Linked DNA regions of Homo sapiens: regions 2, 3, 4 and 5 are each linked to region 1. A link is a contact called in ENCODE Hi-C or POLR2A ChIA-PET data. All regions are on one chromosome and are shown on one strand. The core of a region is the stretch at or near the end of the contact, and the rest is flanking DNA. Distances in the headings are between cores, read along the strand shown. Region 1 holds the start of RICTOR (RPTOR independent companion of MTOR complex 2). Region 2 holds the start of NADK2 (NAD kinase 2, mitochondrial). Region 3 holds the start of RIMOC1 (RAB7A interacting MON1-CCZ1 complex subunit 1). Region 4 holds the start of OXCT1 (3-oxoacid CoA-transferase 1). Region 5 holds the start of SLC1A3-AS1 (SLC1A3 antisense RNA 1).

The links. A loop is a pair of places that touch in the nucleus more often than their neighbours do. ChIA-PET counts read pairs that join two places held with the same protein, here RNA polymerase II (POLR2A). Pooled maps may share reads with other maps.
Region 2: a loop to region 1 is called in a map of B cell, with 14 times the contacts of the local background. The contact joins the promoter of NADK2 here to the promoter of RICTOR in region 1. A Hi-C loop is called at or near these places in 1 of 168 maps with a recorded cell type or tissue (B cell), 2 of 37 single-sample maps with no recorded cell type and 12 of 50 pooled maps. POLR2A ChIA-PET finds 5 or more read pairs at or near these places in 1 of 52 experiments (Panc1).
Region 3: a loop to region 1 is called in a map of B cell, with 6 times the contacts of the local background. The contact joins the promoter of RIMOC1 here to the promoter of RICTOR in region 1. A Hi-C loop is called at or near these places in 2 of 168 maps with a recorded cell type or tissue (B cell and CD8-positive, alpha-beta T cell), 1 of 37 single-sample maps with no recorded cell type and 11 of 50 pooled maps.
Region 4: a loop to region 1 is called in a pooled map, with 8 times the contacts of the local background. The contact joins the promoter of OXCT1 here to the promoter of RICTOR in region 1. A Hi-C loop is called at or near these places in 5 of 50 pooled maps.
Region 5: a loop to region 1 is called in a map of GM12878, with 6 times the contacts of the local background. The contact joins the promoter of SLC1A3-AS1 here to the promoter of RICTOR in region 1. A Hi-C loop is called at or near these places in 1 of 168 maps with a recorded cell type or tissue (GM12878), 3 of 37 single-sample maps with no recorded cell type and 5 of 50 pooled maps.

What each region holds. Positions count from the first base shown.
Region 1 is chr5:39,072,978-39,075,902 of GRCh38, forward strand. RICTOR (RPTOR independent companion of MTOR complex 2) reads right to left here and starts at 1,422. Exons shown (of 38, transcript NM_152756.5): 1 at 1,352-1,422; 2 at 1,134-1,181. The coding sequence starts at 1,400. RefSeq lists enhancers at 255-781, 1,308-1,834 and a silencer at 720-1,619.
Region 2 is chr5:36,240,503-36,243,427 of GRCh38, forward strand. It overlaps NADK2 (NAD kinase 2, mitochondrial), which reads right to left and starts at 1,423. Exons shown (of 12, transcript NM_001085411.3): 1 at 997-1,423. The coding sequence starts at 1,296. It overlaps LOC124900962 (a long non-coding RNA gene), which reads left to right and starts at 1,400. Exons shown (of 3, transcript XR_007058733.1): 1 at 1,400-1,526. RefSeq lists enhancers at 328-397, 1,748-1,947 and a silencer at 488-1,507.
Region 3 is chr5:41,902,949-41,905,873 of GRCh38, forward strand. It overlaps RIMOC1 (RAB7A interacting MON1-CCZ1 complex subunit 1), which reads left to right and starts at 1,396. Exons shown (of 6, transcript NM_175921.6): 1 at 1,396-1,519. The coding sequence starts at 1,420. RefSeq lists enhancers at 829-968, 1,080-1,626, 1,379-1,498.
Region 4 is chr5:41,868,910-41,871,834 of GRCh38, forward strand. OXCT1 (3-oxoacid CoA-transferase 1) reads right to left here and starts at 1,516. Exons shown (of 17, transcript NM_000436.4): 1 at 1,372-1,516. The coding sequence starts at 1,449. It overlaps OXCT1-AS1 (OXCT1 antisense RNA 1), which reads left to right and starts at 1,121. Exons shown (of 3, transcript NR_046635.1): 1 at 1,121-1,283; 2 at 1,382-1,473; 3 at 1,857-2,925. LOC102723752 (a long non-coding RNA gene) reads left to right here. Exons shown (of 3, transcript XR_925956.4): 1 at 1-693. RefSeq lists enhancers at 1,153-1,232, 2,063-2,112.
Region 5 is chr5:36,723,738-36,726,662 of GRCh38, forward strand. SLC1A3-AS1 (SLC1A3 antisense RNA 1) reads right to left here and starts at 1,451. Exons shown (of 2, transcript XR_007058736.1): 1 at 1,377-1,451. RefSeq lists enhancers at 29-78, 89-138, 179-448.

The DNA.
Region 1 (2,925 bases), core at 172-2,671:
GCAAAATAAAACAAATTAGAAAATGCACTATGCTTTCACTCTAGCCGTTGTCAACAAGGAGCCCAGCTTTAACAAATTACTGTAGATAACAGTCATTACGTCAGGTACGACATAGGGTAAAAAACTGATCTCATACAGAATGTCTACAACAAGTTTTTTTGTTTACTTCCTAAGGTGTTTTATAGACCTCAGAAACTGATTCTGTACAGCTGAACCGGGTTACACTCCAAGCTACAGCCCGTGTGAAATATGACTTCGTCGGAATCAGTAGGCTCAATCCTGTTTACCGTGGAAGAGAAAAGAATCTTGTACGTAACTACTAAATCTTCAACGAGATAATGTCGAATAAACTCTAGTACTGTAAGTGATAGAGGAAACACTGGCTAGTAACGGGATTAGGTCATTAAAAATATCACCCGAGTTTCCCCAGTTCGGAAGGTGTAAACAAACCCATCTCCACTGCAGAAGGTAAACAATGAACCTGCAGCAGGGTGAGGGGGCGGTCTTTAGCCAACTACAGTCCCAGCGGCCCGGGAAAGGGAAGCAGAAGGGAAACAGCATAAACCAGACATTTAGCAGTAATGACCAGTTCTAGGTTTCACTACCAAGTTATCAATGCTGCGGGTCCCCACAGGACGGTGGGCAAAGGGGAAAGCAGTCACGCAGTCGGCAAGCACCGAGCAGGTCCGGCTTCTGCTCCGGGGACGGGGAGGGCAGGATGTGGTCGCTCTTCCCTCAAACATCCTCCTGCAACCTAAATAACAGCCTCTACCTCCCTCCAGCTGCCCCTAGCTTGGGCTGCCGGACTCCGGGATAGGTGCAAACCACTCTGCCGGAGCTCGAGCCCAGAGGGTCGCCGGGTCTGCCGAGTTCCACTCGGGGCTCCCCCGCACCCGCAGCAGCCCGAGGCCCGGAGAAGGGCTCGGGCGAGGGAAGCGGGCGCTGGGTAGGGGGATGGGTCCGGCGAGGCGGCCCCGGGCTCGGTTCCCGCGGGCCGGCAGGCGGGGCTCCGGCTCTGGCCCCCGCACCCCGCCGGTCCCGTGCGGGGCCCGCCCCTGCCTCTGGCCCCCAGCCCCGGACCCGGCTCCTCCCCAGCAGCGCGCCCTCGCGGCGCCCGCGGCGCCCCGCGTTACCTCGGGTCAGATCCAGCGGGACGTTCTCCTCGCCGCTGTCATTCCGCCCTGCGCGAAACAGACACACAGCCCCAATTAGGATTGGCTCGCAGGCCAGCTGCGGCTGCCCTGGCTCCGGCCAGCGCCCCGGCTCGCTCCCCAACCCAGGGCCAGGGGAAGGCAAGTGCCAGGGGTGGCGGGCGCCGGGCGGTGGGGAGTGAGGGTTGCAGCGGGCTTACCTCGTACTCGGAGGTTCTTCAGAGAGCGGCCGCGGCCGATCGCCGCCATATTGACGGGTTTCAGTCACAACACCGGAAACCTCGCCCAATCGCGCGAGAACCCCTTCCCCTCCCCGCGCGCCGCGCCCGCCCCCCGCGGCACCTCCCCCGCCCCCTCGGCGGCGACGGCGGCGGGTGGTGCAGGCTCGGCCCCAGCGCTGAGGGAGCACTGAGCCGACCCAAGGTCTGCAAGGAGTTCGCGGCACCCGCCCGCCCACGCCGGACCCGGAGGGCACGTCCGCCGGGAGGGGCAGTTCCCACGAGGAAAGTCCCATTGATGCGAGTTGGCAGTGTAGAGGATGCTCCCCTCCGGCCGCCGCGGAAGCCGTCGTCCAAATGCAGGCGAGCGGGGAGGAGGAGGCCGGGATGCGGCCGGCGGGCCACCTGCTCTCGCCGGCCTGCCAGTCTCCTGCTTGCTCTGAAGCCCTGCCATAGACGGCCCCGCTCCCCCGTGTATCCACTGAAACATTTTTTTATAAAAACGCTGCGCACAGTTTTAGACTCCTTTCCTGGAATCGCTTTGCTCCAACTAAGTTAACACGTAACAAAGTTTGTTTTCCAGCCTCGCCCTTGATCTTCAGAATGCCCCTCTCGGCTAGGAGGGCTTCTCCAAGTGGAAGTGGTTAGGCAGTTTTGTTTTTGGCCGCCAGGCGTAGGACGCGAGAAGGGGGTGCAGCGGCCGGGGACCAGGGCGGCGGTCCCCGCGGTGGGATCGCGCCAGCGCCGGGAGGCCGGGGAGAGGGTGTTCTCTGCCGGGAGCCGAGGCGAGGCTGCTGGGTACTGTGTCCGGCTTTTATGGCTCTGCAGCTCCTAGGATCGTGGCTCATGCAGGTGTTGTGGATTAATCTATTTTATGCATAAGCCTATTAACATTAGGGATTTTAATTCTAGAAACTGCTTAGTTAATACGTATGTGTACACACACACACACACACACACACACACACACACACACACACACACACACACACACACACACACACACCTGGCCACTGACCCAGCAGCTTTCTCTTGAACTACATTTACTTTAAAGAGAGGAGCGATTTGTCCTCTCCAGTTCCTCAGCTCATCTTTCTATTCCATGAGACTGAAAGTTAATTAAAAGTGGAGATCTAGCCTTAACCAGTTCTGTTTTCCCAGCTCCCAGTTAATGCAATATCTGGCACAAATAAGTATTCAATAAATATCTGTTGGATGAGTAAGTGCCCTGGATTTCTAATTTATTCCAATTCTCTGCTTACTTTAAAAAAGAAAAAAAAAGCAATATTGGGGATATTTGTTGAAGTTGTTAATAAGAGTGAACATTTGGAAACACTTAAATGACCAAAGGTAGGGATTATGTAAATTATGTCAACGATTAAAAGTGAAGAGGTAGACTTAGTAATAGGAAATAATGTTCATGATATTAAATCAAGCAAAATATTACAAATTTCCTGTTTTATAATAAAAGTTTAAATATGTACGAAATTAAAAATATACATTATAAAATATTTTATATGTACATGTATGTTGAAAAAAGTCTGAAAATATACATG
Region 2 (2,925 bases), core at 173-2,672, 2.8 Mb before region 1:
CTTTTGGTGCACAGTGCCAACAATTAAGAGATTTCCAATATATTTTTCTGGACATACTGCTCATGGTAGCACCGGGCACTCTCCTTTTCCTAAAGTTGGTGGATGGTGGTATGGGATCAGAAACTGTTTTTAAAGTTGGTGGGGGGGGATGACAACAGGAAGATTCAAACTCTGGTTTTTCCCTTGGATTTGTATCTTTGCAGATATATTAATAAACATATCAAATATGGTATATTGTGGAGATACTGCTGCACAAGAGTCGCAGGCTTTTTTATTTCACACACTACCCAGTATACCAGCCCCTTGTCCTGACATTTCTCCTTAATAACGTACATATACAAGTCAAATTTTCTCCCTTTTCCTTCTTAGCACCAAAGACCTGTGCTTTTAAAACAAGCTCGTAGTGTCCAACGACCACGTTCCAGCAAGGAAAAGGCTCACGCTGAAGGACTTTCCGGAGTGCCCTAGGCCTCGCAGTCCTGCAGAGTAAAAGGGGGTGTGTCCGCGGTTGTTTCGGCCCTTTTCCCCCGGCAGCCCTCAGCGGCGCCCTGGGCCCCCTTTCTCGCGGCGGCCAGGGGAGCTGTTCGCAGGGCGTCCAGACCTCAGGCCACTGGCTCACTTTCTTGGAGTGGGTCCCAACCAGGGAACGAGGGCGGGGGCGGCGAGGGCACCAACGAATCCTCAAACCCCTCACTCTGAGGCCACTCGGCAGCCCCTCTTCGCCCTCCCCGCGGCGCCCCTGCCTCCTAAGTCCCTGCATGAACCACTGTCCCTCTCTCTCCCCCTCTCCCCGGCCCTGCCTCTCCCTCGCACACACGCCCAAAGGCAAAGGAGGCCCAGGGAGAAGCCAGAGGACCTGGGGGCCGCGAGAGAGGCAGGACCGGCATCTGCGGTGCCCTGGGAAGAGTCGTCCCGAGAGGTCCCCCCGAGGGGGCGCAGCCGCCACCAGAGCCCCGGCCGAGCCCGGGAGCGAAGCGGGGCCGAGCCAGGACCCACCAGCTGCTTCAGGTCCTCCTCCGAGAGCTCCGCGTAACGGTACCGCTGCTGCTCGAACTCGTACCGGGTGGTTTTGGCCACCACCACCACCCGGGAGGGGCGGAAGCCGCCGTCCGCGCGGCTGCCACAGCCCGCCAGCTCGCGCGGCTGCCCCTGCCCCAGGTGCCGCCGGCCGCCACCGTCACCGCCCAGCCGGGGCCGCGCGGCGGGGCCTCCCGCACCCGGTCCCCGCAGCGCCGCCGCCCGGCCGCCCGCCACGCGACAACAGCTGCCCAGCAAGAAGCCTCGGTAGCAAGTCATCGTGGGCCGGGCCGCGGCCGCGGGCTTGGGCTCGGGCCCCTTGCCTCAGCTCCCTACCGCCGGGAGTGCGCGCCGTCCGCGCCGCCCGGGCCTCTAACTTCGCGCCGGACGGGCAGAGGTTAAGTGCCAGGACGTGCGTGGCCCACGCGGCTAGGGGGACGTACCCAGGCGTTGACGAAGGCGGGGAAAGCGTGGCGATTGGGAAACGGGAGACCCCACGCGGGAGAAAGGTGGGCGGGGAAGAAATGGAGGCCCCAGCTAGTGGGTTTTGTTTGTTTGTTTATTCGTTTCACTCACGCCTGCATAATGGCTGCTTCGCCGCCCGGGGGCGACCTCCCCGCACCACACGCTTCCCCGAGGTCGCTCTTCTCCCGCCCCCAGGCTAACTCTATCGGCCAATCAGAGCCCGCGGCGGCTCCGGATCCGAGGGGCCGCGCCATTGGCTGCGGCCTGAGAAAGAGGTAGAATTCTGTTAGGCGATTGCGTCGCCCTGAGGAATCCAGCTGGATCCGGTCTGAGGCGGCGCGGGGCCAGCGGGTGGGGTTTTGAGCGGCTGGCGGGAAGGCAGGTTCCTGGCATATGCTCGCTTGGGTTCTGTTCTGCAGGCCGACCACGTGCCCATTGGTTTATTTGACCAGGGTCGGTGTGATAGCTGGTGTGTCTGGGGCCGGGCTGGGGGCTGAGGAGGCGGACCCGGCTCCTGCTGCACCGTGTGCGTGGCTTGGCACGAAATCCTCTCGGCGTGGGACCCAGTGCCCGCCCCGCTGCCCCCTGCCCCCCCGAAGAGCCCTACCTATAGGACAAAGTCCAAATGAATTAGTTCTTTGAAAGCTTTTAACTGGAAAGGAGTGAGTTAAAGCAATGTTTGATGACTATTGATCTGGCTTTGGAATCTTGGGTAGCTTGGGAGGCAAGAAGAGGAGGAAGGGATGCTGTTGGGATAATGACCCGTGGAGTGATCAGGACCTGGGCTGGGGTGTGACGAGAACAGAAGGAAACGTCCCATTGTAAGGGGAGAACCACATGGCAGTGCACATCCTGCTGTTCAATTCCGCAGCTCCTTAGATCCCCTTCCCCTGGCACTGTGTTTGCTCCTTTGTAGTCCTGGCGCTACGTCGCTTCTGGACTTTGGGCAGGTTACCTCATCTTTCTGGGCCTCAGATTCCTCATCTGTAAAAAGGGGGTTAGGGTGACCCCAAGGTTCTACCAAGTCCAAATCGATTCAGTGAATCTATGACTCTCCTCACGGGCCCACCAGCACCAGCGTTCATTCGTGGGTTCCCGCGGTGTGCCTGCTGTGTGCCAGGTAGTGTATTGGACTGGGAGCATACACAATGAAGCCCGATAGGTGTTTACTTGGTAAAGTTCTACCACTGACCCGTTCTCACCAAGAACTTTCCCTCACAGCAGCTGCTAATAGTGACGTGTAGTGTAACAACCTTAATAACCTGAGCTTCTAGAGGTAACATCTATAACTATCCTCAGACTCCTTTGTAGTCTTACTATTTTAAACTTCATTAGCATTAGGAAGGAAAAAAAAAAGGGAGAAATCACAGATGACGCTTAGGTTTGAGGCCAGGGTGAACAGGGGAATGTTAATTGATCCATTCGATAGAGAAAAAAAAATGC
Region 3 (2,925 bases), core at 146-2,645, 2.8 Mb after region 1:
CCCTATTTCCCTATTTTTCCCCCTTTGTGTACAGATACGATCATTCTCCACCCTACCTTCCAGCACTTGCCCCTCTTCAACTACCACCTTCTCCATCCCTTGTTGAGAAAGCCTTCTCTCAACTTCTTGTTTATACTTAGATTCTTTTTTTCCTCACCTACAATTCCCACACTATTGAATAATTGTCTACTCCCACAGACCACATCATATCCCCTTGCCATCTTGCTTGTTGACAAGAGTGCATATGTGCCAGGCACTGTATGAGGCACCAAGGACACAAAATACATGATTCCTGTCCTCTATATTTAGGGTGAATTGTCAGAAGAAACTGGTATTACAAAGGTCAGTTAGAGAGTCATTGTGGTCAATCACTTATAAATCACAATACACTTTTTCTCTATTTTTAGTATTTTTCTATTACATATAAAAAACTACCTTCCATGAGAAACAATAGGATGGAGATTATTCAAGATATAGTGTGTCAAACTGAGAAATGAATACACAGAGTTAACGATTTGTTTGACCAGAGGCAAGAAAGCATTCACAGAATGCAAAGTGAAGTTAGACTTGCTGACTGAGTGCTTTGAAACTCCCGATTGAGAGGATGAACCTCATGCACAATTAGCGCCTTAAGGGAAGGTCTTGAGATGAAAGAAAAATGAAAATAGTTTTGTGGCCGCAGAATTTACTACCACTGGACGCAAGATGTCTAAAGTACTTTAAATGTGAACTCCAAGGGAGGTCAGAGATAAATTCGACTGCTAAAAATCAGATTTACAAAAGCAATATTCAACCATGTAGACTGGCAACTCCACTAGTGTTTGGAGCTCCCCATCCAGATGTACAACAAACTCTTGGAGACTTGGATGTGTTACACAGGGGGCCGGTCGGGTTTCCATTTAGGACCAGGAGATTATAATCACTTTATTTTAGCAACCTCCTTACTACAAGGCCAAAACTGACAGTCCTCTCTCCAGACCCTCGCGTCCGCCCTCCAGACTGTGCTTCCCGCGCCGGACAGGGAAGTGGGAGTGCGGACGACAATCCGCATCCTGCCAGCCAGACGTCACCAAGCTGTCTTCCAAGAGGCAGGCGGAGAGAGCTGACTTCCGATTGGGTCAGCCGAGGGGCACGGCTGGCTCCCTATTGGCTTACAGGAGGGGGCTAGAGAGAGGCGTGTCTCAACGTCACACCCGCCCCTAGTCTCCTTGCTGCTCAGGATTATGGGAGGGAAGGGAAGTCCAGGAGGGAAAAATGACCCGGAAAGACCTTTGCCGGCCTGGGCCAGCCCTCTTCCGGAGCTGATGTCTCCTCCCACCAACCAGGAGAGGTCCGCCCTAGGCCCCGCCCGTGCCGGGGGATCAGGTGATTGCGGGCCAACACGGTCACGTGACCGGGGCGCACCCGCCGATTGTGGCCATGGCGGCCGCAGTCTCTAGTGTGGTGAGACGAGTGGAAGAGCTCGGGGATCTGGCTCAGGCCCACATACAGCAACTTAGCGAAGCTGCCGGTGAAGATGGTGAGGGAGCGGAGGAGAGGGAGGCGGGCGGGGCAGACGGCGCTAAGGTACTGGCGCTCGATGGCTGTGAGGGCTAGAGGCTGAGGCCTGTGTTCCTTTGGGTCCCAGGCCGCAGGTGGTTACCCGAGGTCTGTCGCTTCTGAGCCCCTCTGCGCCATCGATTGCCCACTTCCCAGAACTCACAATGCCAAGGCGTTGTCTTCGAAAACCGCATTATTCAGAACCCATGGAAAATCTGTCTAGATCCGTGCTGGTGTAAACTGTCTCGGTAGCGATTGGAAGAAGGGCAGAATCTAAATAAAATACAGAAGTTTAAATAAATGGCTAAGATGAATGATAACACTCAAATTAGTTATGGTGGTTTGCATCCTGTAAAGATAAAAAGACATGTATAACAGTTCCACTTTTTCATTGCTGCGTTGTAATTTGCGTTTTACGTTTTGGATTCAAAACAACATTCTATAGAAGAGCTTTACATTGGTGTGTAGACTATTCTGCCCCATACATCATGCCAGTTCTCACAAGGGCTCTGTTAAGTATTGGCATACTTGTTTTGGAAAGGTCTAAGCTGTTAGGAAAAACTGGGCTAGGGAATTGCCTCAACCTTCTGAATTTAAGTCCAATTCTTTTCATTACGTCTCAGCTGCCTTTAGGTTCTACATTATTCCTTTTTGAGTTTGAGCAATTACTACAGATAGTTTTTAAAATTCTGTGGACTGACTCATATCATCGGACTCATAGGAAAACAGTGGTGGAACATTTTCTTAAGCGATTGAATAGTTGGTGAATTTGTTATTAAATAGGGTCTATGATGAAATGCCTTAGTTTCAGTGAATATTTTTTGCCAGATTATCATTTATCAGGAGTGTTTTGTTTTGTTTTGTTTTTAGAGGCAGAGTATCATTCTGTTGCTCAGGCTGGAGCCCCTCTAGTAGTGGGACAACAGGCGCACACCATCTCGCCCGGCTAACTTTGGCATATTTTGTAGAAACGGGGTTCACCATGTCATCCAGGTTGGTCCTGAACTCCTGGGCTCAAGCATTCCACCCGCTTTGGCTTCCCAAAGTGCTGGGATTACAGGCGTGAGCCACTGTGCCAGGCCAGGAGTGTGTTCTTTAAAGACCTACAGACCACCCTGAAGCCGACTTATATTTTGGTCTGTGGATTCACATGAATAATTCTTGGGTAGTAGGAGCTATTAACTTGAAAGTTATCTATGTTACCTCTAATTCCAGATTCACTTGAACCAGTCCAAAGAGACCAAAGAATGTTTTTTATTCACTTATCACTGAACTAAAAAGCCATTCTCATTTCCCTTGGAAGAGTTCTTTAATCTGGAATGAATCAGAGCTGGAAATAAAAGTCATGTGCTATATATGGAATTCTTGTTTGAAGGCTTTATACTT
Region 4 (2,925 bases), core at 266-2,765, 2.8 Mb after region 1:
AATGGTTTAATGATATACTCAAGATGGAAAAGACTTGAAGTGAGTAAATTACAGTTGGGCAAATCAGTAACTGTCAAAAGAAGGAACGTTCCTGACCTCGGCCCAAGGGTATCGCTGTGCTCTGGTTTGTATTAGCTTCAGCACCGCTGCAATCTCACTGAAGGTCAAGTTCCCTTTTAATAATGCTTTATATATCCAAGTCTATCTGCAGTTATAAAAATGCTTCCTAAGAGGCATTTAAGAGTAAAATGGTCCAGTTCTGAACCATTCCCTAGCACCTACCGAAGGAGCTCAGTGGCTCCTCTGTGTTCTCAGCGGTCAGGGATTGGATGCAGGAAAGAGCAATGGGGCCAGGCAGGCACGCTTCAGGAGTAAGCACCGTGTGCATGGCACGCTGTCAAGCTCAGACCTATTACTGAATACCAAGGAAGAGGCTCCCGCGATTGAGACGGCGGGGATAAAGCCACCCTCCTGGACCTGGCGCTCTGGTCCTGTAATTCGCTCCTAGGGCTCCAGACAGGGGTGGGCTTACAAGCGAGGACAGTGCATAAGGCAAAACCACAAGTCAGTCCACGGTGGGAATGCCTCCGGATACCACTCGGTGGAGAGTCGGCAGTGGGGCACAAAAAGGATTTCAAAGGGCTCTGAAAACCGAAAGCCCCTAACCCGGATACGAGGGGCCTCGAGAGAAAGGTTTGTCCTCCCCTGCAGCCCAGGCGCGGGCCAGGGACACACCTCGGATGGTTTCCCAGCTTGGCCGGCAAGACGCCCTGGCGAGCGCTCCAGTCTACGGGGCAGCAGAGCCAAATAGGGAGGAGAGGATGGGAGCGGCATTCCACACCCGCCGCACCCGGCATCCAGCCCCGGTGAACTCGAGCAGAGCCATGGCTAACCCAGCCTCAGGTTCTGGGCCTCTAGAGGTTCCTCTGCCCAGAGATCCAACATCGGGGGCGCAAACCTACCCGCTGTTGCCTCACTCCTAAACCTCCATATACTGGCGCCCTCCTCCCCCCGTTCAGACCCTCAGAGTCCCTATCCAAGGGCGGGTGCCAGGAGGGAAGCCGACGAGCGCCAAAGGGCTCGGGAGCGCTGCCAGGAGTCCTCCCGCCCCTTCTCAGCCTCTCCGCGCGCTTCTTTATCGCGTCTCGCTCCATCAGGGAAGCGACTGCAGAACCAAGCAAAGGCGGTCATCCGAGGGGCCGGCGAGGCCAGGAACGCGTCGCCGCGTGTCCGTGACCAGGGCACCGCGCCACGGATGCCAGATCCCAGGCTGGAGAGAGCGGGTAGGGGCAGAGAAGAAAACGCGGGCACCACTCAGGGTTTGGTCCACGTTCTTCCTGCCCATGGCCTTCCTCTTCCCCCGCACTTTACCTTGTACCAGGTTGCCCCAGATCCGCGGGCAGAGGCGCAGAGCCGAAGCCCGGAGGAGAGGAGTTTGAGAGCCGCCATCTTCGGGCGGTGAGGCAGGAGGAGGCTGCGGGTTGGAGCGCGCGTTTGAGCGTCGGTGCGCGACTGCGAAGGAAACCCGGGCGGGCTGGAGGCTCGACAGCGCGTCGATGACGTCCTCCCGGCCTTTCGAGCCGCACGCCACCGGCGCGCTGCTGGCTGCTGCTTTTAAAAGAAGTGAGGCTGGGCGGGGCCCCGGCGGGGAGAAGAGGCTCTGTGCAGCCGGGGCGGATCGCGGGGAAGTTCCTCTCAGCGCCTCAGGTGTCTGGGCGTGTGCAGCTGTGTTGGCGCACACTTGCCGCTACAGCCCTTCTGTCAGCCCTTTAGCTTCGATGGGGCGCTGGTGGCCGCCTCCCCCTAGGTTGTGGATGAGTCTTGGCCTAGGGTTCAGGGCCCTCCGGCCGCGGGAGGATCTCCCGCCAAGCTTGTTGCTTTTCCAAGTTAGTGCCTGGCGTGTGTGTGGGCTGCATAGGGGCACCCCTCGAGGCCCCCTTCTCTTCTCCCGCCTGGACTGCGTTCACGTTTCTAACATTTCTCAGCCCCTTCTCCCCACATCTGGCCTTGGCTTACATAGAGTAAGTTTGCTGTGAGCACTTGCCTCGAACTGTCGGTCAAGAGGTGTGAGCAACAAGGCTTGCAGAGGAACAAGATTAAGACTGGACCTCTGTGACCTGAGTTTAGCACACCTTTTCTTCCCCATCATCCAAGTTTGCGAATTTCGGGCTCTTTCTCGCACTGGAGTCCCAGCAACCCCAGAGATTACTAAAGATGCAACCATAAAAGCAGTATATTGCTTTAACCTTAGGCAAGTTAGATAACTTCCCTAAGCCTCAGTGTCCTCATCTGCAAATTAGGATTGCTTGTGATACAACGTCATAACGTTTCTATGAGTTAATTCATGCAAAGTTTATGGCCTTATTATGAGGAGTCAATAAATGTTAGGCATTATTATAAGTTTATTCCATTGTAGCAGTTCATTGACATGGCACGTACATATTCGCCAAGCCTTGTCTTTTGACCAACTCCTTGAGGACATGAGCCACGACTGATTTCTCCAGAACTGTCTTTGCACTTAGCAGAGTGGAAAGACCAAGTGGAAGCTCAATAGCATTTTATTTGATTAAGGCCTGACCAAGTTCTGAGAATGTGATGTTAGTTTTGAACCAAAGCAAAGCACACAAAAATTAAATGAGATCTTAGCTTCCTTAGCAAATACAGTAAGGTAATGAACAGTGAAGATGCAGTTCAAAGTTTGTCCATAAAATCATTTGCCCTTTCATGGTATTCTTTTAACTCTGAACTTTTTTTTTTCCTGTAAATATTATAATTTTAGTCAAAATCAGTTAAGGAGTAAGATACCAAGTTAGACTATTCAATTACACTGGAGAAATTAACTTATTGCTAGTTGGTATTTCAACACATTTTAAGAAGTTGGATTGGGGGGAAATTCAAGTACTGTAACTAAAGTCCCATAACTAG
Region 5 (2,925 bases), core at 201-2,700, 2.3 Mb before region 1:
CTTGTCTCTAAAAAGTAAAGAAATGAAATAGAAAATAAAAACGAATGGTAGAAATAAAAGGAACTGAGTAGTAGGGGGCAGAGGCATGTCTAGGGGAGAGAACTAGAACTGCCAAGGGATTTGAGTGCCTGATGGATTCTGAAGACTGAAATATACATGACCCCAAAAAGCAATGTCATTTGTAAATATTTGTTAATGAGTTTAGTGAAGTGCTACATGGAGGAATGATCTAGCCAATGAGAACAATGTGCACCAGCCAGTTGGATTCTTGAAGCTGCAGAGACTTCATCTTCAGCCACAGCAGGTGGCTGAGGGCTAGAGTTACTTGGGACTTTCCCCAATGCTCTAGTTCCTTCTATCTCTTGGAAACAAGTCTGGCTCAATATGTTCAGCAGCCCCATTGATGTTGCCCAGAGGAAGTGTGGATCAGGGCTCGCTGACCCCAAGGTTAGCAGCAGAAGAGCAGGGCCTCTGCCTCCCCAGCCAGGAAGCCCACAGTCTTGGCCACATGAATGAAGGAGGTCTTGGCAGCATCTGACACACCTCGGGGTAATGATTTAGCCACCCCAAATTACCGTGTCTCCACAAAATAGTCACTTGGGGCCACACTACATTGTGGAGAGATAATGAAAGAGCTTCTATTTTTGAGCTATCTTTTCCTCATATGCGAATAATTTCACACACAAAAAAATGAGAAAACCACTTCTCTCTGTCACCTACAGAATCAGGAACAGGGATCAGATTATCTTTTAGATACCCGCCCCAAAAAGAAATAAAAATCAAGAAAACATGGGTAAATACCATGGTGGACATTTAAATGAAGCTGAGAAAGAAAGCTTTCTCTATTTAGAGAAGAATTCAAAATGGATGGCAGGAGATTTGTTGAAAATAAGGAAGAGGGAGGGAAAGGTTAGTAAATAATAGGTCAAATCTTCAGCCTAGAGGGCACTACTAAGTTTTCTTTTGTTCCCCCTTAGGTTTCCTGGTGTAGCAGTGCAGTTGCAACGTAGTTTTGTTTTTTGGGTTTCTTTAAACCTAGAGTGGTAAGAGGGACTTGGTGGCGATGGACTGCCATGGGTCGGTTCCTTAGAGGGCTCTTGAGTTTTTCCCACCTGTCTCCAACTCCAGGGCCACCACTCTAATAAAGCCACTGCCATCTCTGACCAGCTCCCCTGCTGTGGCTTTCACTCTTGCTCTCTTTACAGCCCATTCCACACAGCAGCAGCCAGCATGGCACTTCCCGTTCTGGGCCCCTCCCACTGACTGCACCCTGTGCTTGTCCTTCATAGTGTGTAAAGATCTGTATGTGGGGTGATTTGACTAACGGTTCTCTCCCCTTAAGTATAAGTAAACCTATGAGGGCAAGGACTGCTTACCTTAGCATCCTTGGTTCCTGGTAGGATGCCCATCCCATAACAGGCTGGAGCTCCTGGGTGTGTGGGAGGGAGTAGGAAGGAAGCAACAGCTGCCAATCAAAGGCCCATTTGGGCATGTGACCCTTAGCTAGCCAATCAGAATCCTTTCCAGGGTTGTAGCAGTTGAAGCTGTGAGCAGCTCAGTTGGTTGGGTTGTCTGTCTTGTCTTGGCTTGGATTCTCCCAGAAGGAGATCCTGAGTCAATGATTCGGGTGCAAGTAGATTTCTTCTGGGAGCCTTTCTTTAATAAAGCACTTGCACCTGAGTCATTGACTCAGGATCTATTTCAGGATCTCCTTCTTGAGGGAGAGGGCGAAACAGGATCCAGAAGAAGCAAAGCAATGGAGCAGGCATGGCATCAGGAAGAGGACAGGGAGGCTGCCGTAAGCCCAGCAGGCTCCCTTTCAGGCTGTTAAGGAGGGGGATGAGTACGAACATGAAGGTGGCCCAAGTAGCTCTAAGGTCCCTTCTCTCATCTCCTGTCCTTACCGGGGGCCGTAGGCTCTAGATAAAACGCTGCCCCACCACCCGCCAGGGCTTTTGTTTTGGCTCACCTTTCATCCGCCTTCTCAGACTCTGTCTGCCTTGGCTTCCCTCAGCTGAACCCAGGGAATTTGCATTTTGCTATTTTCCATCTGCACTGGGTAGCCTGGCTCCAGATGTTTGGGGCAGCAAATGCAGAAATTCCAGGCAAACGGATCTGATCATTCTCTGCTTGGCTCCACTCGCTGCATCCCAAGCACCAGATGCCTCACTGGTGTCTGCCTACCTTCCTGGGAGGCAGATCCACCGCTCATAAGATAGAGCCCAACGACAAGACCCTGTACTTATGGAGGCCTTTTATTTAACAACTCATTTCATTGAAGGAAAAATCTAGAATCTACTAAGACCTCCTGATATTTTTTAATTAACTAGAAATTGTGGATGTATCCCTCAATATTTTCATCTAAAGTGGTTGAAATGATAATGGAGGGGAAACTGTGTTTTAAAAGCGTGTTACTCCATTTCTTTCATTCACCTCCATCAATGATAATATGAGTTATCACTCTTAATATTAACCACGTGGCAGGCTTCATGCATTCTCACATACATTTCACCCTAAGGCCTGGAGAAGATAATTTCACCAAAGTCACACAGGTAGTACATGGAAAGGTGTAAATTTGAACCTGGATCTTACTGCAAACCCATACTCTTAACTGCTTCATTCAACTTTTGCCAGCAATCATTTGTCATAGACTAAATGCCAGAACCTAAGCCCAAGATTTTGCAGTATACAGAGGAGAAACTGGATGTCTTTTGAAATGCTTCAGAATGGTTTCTATAGTACATATCTGAGCAGCACTCCATGACCAAAGGATGCCAAATCCTTTGCCCCTTGTATTACACTTCATTCATTAGTTCATTCATTCATTCAACAAATGCTTATAAAGCACTCCTGTAAGGCATTATTCTAGGCACTGAGTGTTTGTTATTGAACAAAAAGGACAAAAAATACCTCACTATTCTCAGA